Regions from separate parts of the Homo sapiens genome. Here region 2 is linked to region 1. Evidence: chromatin contacts called from ENCODE Hi-C or POLR2A ChIA-PET data. All regions are on one chromosome and are shown on one strand. The core of a region is the stretch at or near the end of the contact, and the rest is flanking DNA. Distances in the headings are between cores, read along the strand shown.

What was found. Hi-C counts contacts between places; a loop is a spot of excess contacts on that map. ChIA-PET counts read pairs that join two places held with the same protein, here RNA polymerase II (POLR2A). Pooled maps may share reads with other maps.
Region 2: a loop to region 1 is called in a pooled map, with 3 times the contacts of the local background. The contact joins the enhancer-like site here to the promoter of ZNF12 in region 1. A Hi-C loop is called at or near these places in 6 of 168 maps with a recorded cell type or tissue (B cell, CD4-positive, alpha-beta T cell, ascending aorta and 2 more), 2 of 37 single-sample maps with no recorded cell type and 14 of 50 pooled maps. POLR2A ChIA-PET finds 5 or more read pairs at or near these places in 3 of 52 experiments (Caco-2, MCF 10A and activated B cell).

Annotation. Positions count from the first base shown.
Region 1 is chr7:6,705,005-6,708,865 of GRCh38, forward strand. ZNF12 (zinc finger protein 12) reads right to left here and starts at 1,943. Exons shown (of 5, transcript NM_016265.4): 1 at 1,428-1,943; 2 at 155-219. The coding sequence starts at 169. RefSeq lists a silencer at 1,559-1,918 and an enhancer at 1,612-2,111.
Region 2 is chr7:6,514,337-6,518,766 of GRCh38, forward strand. GRID2IP (Grid2 interacting protein) reads right to left here. Exons shown (of 22, transcript NM_001145118.2): 8 at 39-193. LOC101927325 (a long non-coding RNA gene) reads left to right here. Exons shown (of 5, transcript XR_007060200.1): 5 at 2,070-2,699. Among named protein-coding and RNA genes, the nearest start is that of KDELR2, 32 kb to the left of the region's middle. Within about 2 kb of position 2,200, at least 2 of the 41 ENCODE cell types and tissues checked have a DNase peak (open chromatin) inside an H3K27ac peak, as active enhancers do.

The DNA.
Region 1 (3,861 bases), core at 693-3,192:
TGATAAAAAGGCTTGGTGCTGATGGCTACTGTTCTGTCTGACCAAATCTTGTATCTATTTCTACTTTCCCATTTTAAACTTTGAACCCTTAATCTCCTCCTAAGGTGTATTGTAAATCAGAGTAGAGAATAAATACATGAACAGAAACACTCACCAGGGATTTATTCATTTTCTGCTGCTCTTGGAAAAATCTGGAGGACTGTGAAAGCGGAGGCAGATCTGGGGAAGGAAAACCCAAGCCATGGCGTTATGAGCGGTCTGGCCTGCCAAGGCGGTCATCTCCCGCCCAAAACCTACACAGAAAGTTCCAAGAAGTACATCTTGTGGGAGACTGTCCCTTTAAGCCTTCAGAAGGGATTGGAAAATGATCAGGAGGGGGACCGATCTGCACATTTGAAACTCACACATGGCTACCTTGTGACTGAGTGGATGAGATTCTCATGGTGAATGAATACTGGATCCTACTGAAATAATCTGCCATCATTAAATGCAAGATTTAAAAAGGAATTCTGGTGACCAGCCTGGCCAACATGGTGAAACCCCATGTCTAGTAAAAATACAAAAATTAGCTGGGCGTGGTGGCGGGCGCCTGTAACCCCAGCTACTCGGGAGGCTGAGGCAGGAGAATCGCTTGAACCCGGGAGGCGGAGGTTGCAGTGAGCTGGGATGGCACCATTGCACTCCAGCCTGGGCAACAAAGCGAAACTTGTCTCAAAAACAAACAAACAAACAAACAAAAAACAAACAACAAAAAATGAATTCTGTAATACTCATCTATTTTCTTACTCTTTTAAATAAAGATCAGAAAATCCACAGGATGCCCTAAATAAAGGAATACAGTCGGCATAATTGAGTCTTTATTTGCAGAAACTTCAGTGTGCTACTCAAAAGGATCTTTTATTGAAGAACTTACGCTCACTTAACTAGGATACGGGGGACAGAACACTGGCCTGGGAGATAAAACTCCAGAGTTCTACTATGAGCAACTCCACCCACAAAACCTCGGACAAGTCACCCACCTGCTAAGGCCCTTCCCCTAGCAAATGAGGCAGCAAGAGATAGTTCCTGCAGGCTGTTCCTGCACTACAACGTATGATTCCACAAGAGCAGACCTAAGGGGGAATCAGCACTTAAATGAGAGAACAGAGGTGCTGACGGACGTTTAGATACGGTAGCAATCTGGAGCAGAGAGAGGAGGAAGGGCTGCTGGGGTGAGGGGGGAGTGGAGACAACGTCCGCAGCTGAGGCTGGTGACACCCCCCACGCCCCCGTAAGCCTCGTCCTCGCCGGACCCTGCCTTCAAACCCAAACACACGTCACTCCTGCAAGCGATCGAGACCTTCCACTGTCCCTCACTCTAAGGTGCCCTACACGCGGTGACTTCACCCAGGCCCTTCTCGCCCCGGGCCCGCAAACCCACGACTTACCCTCCTGGGGCTCCGCAGCCTCTGCCCCACCGCTCCCGACAGGCCGGGGCGGGATTGCTGTCGCGGGCGCGCGTCTGCTCGCGAGGTCCCTTCCTGTCCACCTCACCAAGGCCGTTCTGCTCCAGAGGGGCCCGGGCCGGGCCTACGGGACAAATCCAGGCGGGGCGTCCCTCCCGGAGCCCAGATCCGTCTCCCTGGGGCTCACCGTCCTGCGGAGCCGGGGCCGGGCCGTCGAGGACGCACACGGGCCGGGCCCGGGTCCCGCCGCCCCTTCGCCTCCGCCGTCGTCACCGCCCGGCCGGCCCCTTGGGCCCCAGCGCCGTCGGCTCCGGGGGTCGTGCTCGGGGATCCCCGCTTGAGCCTCCGCCTGGCCCGCACAGCCCCGCGCCCGCTTGGGTGCCGGCCCGGCTCTTCGGCGCCCAGCCCCGCAGGCTCCGCGATTCTCGCCCACCGGAGGCCAAAGCCTGGGAACTAGGGCGAGCGGTGACCTGGGGACGCACAGGAAGCGAGGGCACTGCGGCCGCGGCGCGCATGCGCGAACACGCACACAGAGAGGGGTGCACATGCGCAGGAATGCACCGGAAGTCCGCCTCCCGGGACCCGCCGCCGGTCCCAGGACAAATACCGTGACTCTATTTCCCATGAGCCTACGCGCTCCCCAAATTTAGGAGCCATTTGAAATGTCTCTATCTGGTCTAGCGGTTAAGAGGCTCTATGCTAAGAGAATTGGCAACGCCGAACCCCAGACTCAAATTTCTCCTTAGTTTAAGGGAACGTCTTCATGGGGATGTCTTGACTATCTTTAAGGGAACGTCTAGAAAGTCTCTGCTTCCTGTAGCATCTCGTAGACCATGCCTGGGCCAGTCCTGCCTTACCGGAGAGCTCAAGGCTTAAAATCAATGTCCATGTGCAACCGTGACAAATGGAACAAGAGGGTGCATCATGCTAGCTTATGATCACAATGACACATTTAACGAAAACTTCAGTAAATAGAGCCCATGGATGAAATAATAGAGGATTAGCCTGGGACAGGATACCATCCTCGCCCCAACAAGGAGAAAAAGAATTCCAGCTTTTCCAAATCACTTTGAATTAGTGATAGCTAGAAAACTCAGAGAATATGTACAGAATTGAAAGAAGAAAAAAATTAGCCAGAACTCTACTTCCTGAAGAGGATGAGGCAAGCAGAAGAAGAAATTTGCGTCTTAATGGAAAACGAAGCACATTTAGAAAGCCATGTTACTTGATTCCAACCCTGTTCCTTATCTTTGAGGTATTTTACACCTCTTTGAAAACTGTAGGTAATCGATGCAAGTTATGTTCTGTCTGGTGGAAGTTGGTTGACTTCCCACAATCCCCACTAGAGAAAATGCAGTTTTGACTGCATTTCTCCATTTACATAATCATTTCAATATTCCTGATCTGAAAATATGTCTGTTTCTCAGATTCTCTCTCTCTCTCTCTTTTTTTTTTTAATTTTGAGACAGGGTCTCACTCTGCTGTGCATGCTGGAGTTCAGTGGCGAGATCTTGGCTCACTGGTTCAAGGAATTCTCCTGCCTCAGCCTCCCAAGTAACTGGGATTACAGGTGCACACCACCAAGCCCGACTAATTTTTGAATTTTTAGTAGAGATGGGGGTTTCACCATGTTGGCCAGGCTGGTCTTAAACTCCTGACCTCAAGTGATCCACCCGCCTCAGCCTCCCAAAGTGCTGGGATTACAGGCATGAGCCACCATGTCCAGCCCTCAGATTCTCTTTTGAACCAGTTATAATATCTGCCTGTTTCCTCTTGAATTAAATAAAATCTTTAGCATGTGCTCATTTTTATATCTGTATCAGAGTCATGATTTTACTTTTATGTTTTAAGGTTTTCCAGGTCTTTGCAGAAGTCCCTGATGGAATCACATGACTGAGCCAGGAAAACCTCAGGACTGGAGTGCCTCATGAACTGTTGAAGCCCAGGTGAATCTTTTCTTGGCTCCCAGGAATGAGTCCAAAGTGCCAGTAGAAATTTGCTGGCTTCTCATTTTTCAGTAATTTCCCCATTTACCAATCCTGTGTTTTACTTTGGTTTGCATTTGTTTACATTGCTAGCATCACTGATTGGGACTTTGTTTGTTTTTGTTGTTTCAAGGCAAAGTCTCACTCTGCCGCCCAGGCTGGAGTGCAGGGGTACGATCTCGGCTCACTGCAACTTCTGCCTCCCAAGTTCAAGTGATTCTCCTGCCTCAACCTCCTGAGTAGCTGGGACTATAGGTGCATGCCACCATGCCCGACTAATTTTTGTATTTTTAGTAGAGACGGGGTTTTTCCATGTTGGCCAGACTGGTCTCGAACTCCTGACCTCAGGTGGTAGACTCGCCTCAGCTTCCCAAAGTGGTGGGATTACAGGCGTGAAGCACCGCGCTGGGCTAGGAATTTGGTTTTATGGT
Region 2 (4,430 bases), core at 950-3,449, 190 kb before region 1:
GCTGCAGGCAGGGAAGTGGCAGGGGAGAGGACGCTTACCTGTCATGGCCGTGTAGCCCAGGAAGCATGCGATTTTCTCCTGACAGAGCTCCTGCTCCTCATAGGTCAGCAGCTGGTAGATGAACTGCCACAGGACCTGCTTGGCAGGGGTGTCCAGCACAGGGTAGACGTCAACGATGAGGGTGTCGATGTTCCTGGGGGAAGGTGCAGGAATGTGAGGCTCAATACTCACGGGCTTACCATGATGCACAGAGTGGGGGTAGACAAGACGGCACTTCCAAGCCACAGCGTCTGCCCTCATGCCCTATCCCTACCCTTCAAAGACAGAAGTGGGGGCCGGGCACAGTGGCTCACGCCTGTAATCCCAGCACTTTGAGAGGCCGAGGCAGGTGGATCATTTGAGGTCAGGAGTTCGAGACCAGCCCAGCCAACATGGTGAAAGGCCGTCTCTACTGAAAGTATAAAAATTAGTCAGGTGTGGTGGTGCACACCTGTAATCCCAGCTACTCGGGAGGCTGAGGCAGGAGAATTGCTTGAGCCTGGGAAGTGGAGGTTGCAGTGAGCTGAGATCGTGTCACTGCACTCCAGCCTGGGAGACAGAGTGAGACTCCAACTCAAAAAAAAAAAAAAAGAAAAGAAAAAGAGAGAGAGAGAGAAGTGGGCAGGAAGGCAGGCTCCAGGGATAGGGTAGCCAGACTCCAATCTCAGCTCTGCCACTTACCAGCTAAGTGACCTTTCTCAAGTGACTTACCCTCTCTGTGCCTCAGTTTCCTCATTTGTAAAATGGGGATAAAAATAGCATCTACCTCATAGAGCTGTTGTGAAGATTAAAACACACAGAGCAGGCCTGGCGTGGCGGCTCACGCCTGTAATCCCAGCACTGTGGGAGGCCGAGGCGGTTGGATCACCTCAGATCGGGAGTTCAAGACCAGTCTGGCCAACATAGTGAAACCCCCTCTCTACTAAAAATACAAAAATTAGCTGGGCGTGGTGGCATGTACCCTCAGTCCCAGCTACTCAGGAGGCTGAAGTAGGAGAATCGCTTAGACTGGGAGGCGGAGGTTGTAGTGAGCTGAGATTGCGCCACTGCACTCCAGCCTGGGTGACAGAGCAAGACTCTGTCTCAAAAAAACCCAAAAAACCAAAAAACATATAGAGCAGGCCAGGCATGGTGGCTCATGCCTATAATCCCAGCACTTTGGGAGGCTGAGGCAGGCGAATCATCTGAGGTCGGGAGCTCAAGATCAGCTTAGCCAACATGGTAAACCCTGTTTCTACAAAAAAATACAAAAATGTGGTAGGCATGTTGGTGTGCACCTGTAATCCCAGCTACTCAGGAGGCTGAGGCAGGAGAATCGCCTCGCCTGAGCTCGGGGAGGCGGAGGTTGCACCGAGCCAAGATTGCGCCACTACACTCCATCCTGGGCCACAGAGCGAGACTCTGTCTCAAAAAAATAAATAAATAAACAAAAATAAAAATAGGCTGGGGGTGGTGGCTCACGCCTGTAATCCTAGCACTTTGGGAGGCTGAGGTGGGTGGATCACGAGCTCAGGAGTTCGAGACCAGTCTGGCCAACGTGGTGAAACCCCCTCTCTACTAAAAATACAAAAATCAGCCAGGCGTGGTGGTGTGTGCCTGTAATCCCAGCTACTCGGGAGGCTGAGGCAGCAGAATCGCTTGAACCCGGGAGGTGGAGGTTGCAGTGAGCTGAGATCGCGCCATTGCACTCCAGCCTGGGTGACAGAGCAAGACCCCGTCTCAAAATAATAATAATAAAAAATAAATAAATAAATAAATAAAAATAAAGTAGGAGAATATCTTTTGACCTAGAAGCAGGGAAGAGCTTAAAATTTCAAAAGCCAAAACTGTGGGCGGCAAGCCACCCAGATGCCAAGGCAAGAGACCGAGGGCACAAGCTGTTCCAATATAATAAAGAAAATACATAGAATAAGAATAGTTATACTAGAAATAGATTATAGATATGTATATGAATATTATTAATAATTAGTTTGTAGCATTACTGTTTATTCCAATATTATAATAATCTTTGTCCTACAATTATAACCTAGGAGAAACCAGGCCATACAGAGATAGGAGCTGAAGGGACACGGTGAGAAGTGACCAAAAGACAAGAGTGTGAGCCCTCCGTTATGCCTGGACAGGGCCACTAGAGGGCTCCCTGGTCTACTGGTAACGCCAGTGCCTGGGAAGGCACCCGTTGCTTAGCAGACCGGGAAAGGGAGTCTCCCTTTCCTGGTGGAGTTAAAGAAGACTCTGCTCCACCACTGCTTGCCCGCCCGCAGCCACCCAGAGGCCTAACGCTGTCCCTGTGATGCTGTGCTTCAGTGGTCACGCTCCTGGTCCGCATTCATGTTCTGCCCTGTGCACTCGGCTCCACCTTCTAGATAGCAGCAGCAGAATTAGTGAAAGTACTAAAGTCTTTAAAATGCATAGAAGAAATAATTACGTAAGCTGTCCCCTCTTTCTCTCCGCCTCAGCTACCAAATAGGGAAGGGCCCCCTGTCTGGCGGACACGTGACTCACATGACCTTACCTATCATTGGAGATGACTCTCACTCCATACCCTGCCCCTTTGCCTTGTACACAATAAATAACAGCACGGCCAGGCATTCGGGGCCACTACTGGTCTCCGCGTCTTGGTGGTAGTGGTCCCCCGGGCCCAGCTGTCTTTTCTTCTATCTCTTTGTCTTGTGTCTTTCTTTCTTTTTTTTTTTTTTGAGACAGTCTGGCTCTGTCACCCAGGCTGGAGTGCAGTGGCACAATCTCGTCTCACTGCAAGCTCCGCCTCCCAGGTTCACACCATTCTCCTGCCTCAGCCTCCCGAGTAGCTGGGACTACAGGCGCCTGCCACCACGCCCGGCTATTTTTTTTTTGTATTTTTAGTAGAGACGGGGTTTCACCATGTTAGCCAGGATGGTCTCGATCTCCTGACCTCGTGATCTGCCCATCTCAGCCTCCCAAGGTGCTGGGATTACAGGCATGAGCCACCGCGCCCAGCCGTCTTGTGTCTTTATTTCTACGATCTCTCATCTCCGCACACGAAGAGAAAAACCCACAGGCCCTGTAGGGCTGGACCCTACACAAAACTATAAGACCAAAAATGTGGTGAGTTTGATTATGCAAAATCAAGGTTATCTATTCAAGGAAGCCCAACTTAGACACATTCATATTAGACACAACAGACCTAATAACAGAAGTAACAAATGGGAGAGAAATTTACAATGTTCAAAATCAAGGAGAAATCAGCATCTAAAATATACAAAGGTGTCCAGCCGTCGTGGCTCACAAGTCATCCCAGCACTTTGGCAGGCTGAGGCAGGGGGATCACCTGAGTCAGGAGTTCGAGACCAGCCTGGCCAACATGGTGAAACCCCATCTCTACTAAAAGTACAAAAATTAGCCAGGCATGGTGGTGGGCGCCTGTAATCCCAGCTACTCAGGAGGCTGAGGCAGGAGACACACTTGAACCGGGAAGGCAGAGGTTGAAGTGAGCCAAGATCATGCCACTGAACTCCAGCCTGGGCGACAGAGCAAAACTCTGCTTCAAAATAAATAAATAAATAAATAAATAAATAAAATAAAATATACAAGGGGCTGGGAGCAGTGGCTCACACCTGTAATCCCAGCACTTTGGAAGGCTAAAATGGGCAAATCTTTTGAGCCCAGGAGTTCAAGACCAGCAACATGGCAAAACCCTGTCTCTACTAAAAAAAAAAAAAAAATTAGCTGGGCATGGTAGGCGAGTGCCTGTAGTCCCAACTACCTGGGGGGCAGAGGCACAAGGATCACTTCAGCCTGGGAGTTCGAGGCTGCAGTGAGCTGTGTTTGCACCACTGCACTCCAGCTTGGGTGACAGAGTGAGACCCTGTCTCAGAAAATAAATAAAATAAAATATACAAGAAACTTCATGCCAGTCAACAAGGACAAAAAGTCCAAGAAAACAAAAATGGACAAAGGGTATGAACAGTAATTTATAGAGAAAAATCCCAGAAAAAGTTCACAAGCATATTAAAAGATGCTTAAAATAATTAGTAATAGAAGAAAATCAAATAAAAATAACAGGATGTCACTTTTATGGCTAAGAAAGTAGCAAAAATAGGCCGGGTGTCGTGGCTCACACCTGTAATCCCAGCACTTTGGGAGGCTGAAGTGGGCAGATCACGAGGTCAAGAGATCAAGACCATCCTGGCCAACATGGTGAAACCCTGTTTCTACTAAAAATACAAAAATTAGCTGGGCGTGGTGGAGAGTGCCTGTAGTCCCAGCTACTCGGGAGGCTGAGGCAGGAGAATCGCTTGAACCCAGGAGGGGGAGGTTGCAGTGAGCCGAGAGCACGCCACTGTACTCCAGCCTGATGACAGAGTAAGACTCCATCTCAAACAAAAAATAAAAATTAAAAAAAAGAAACT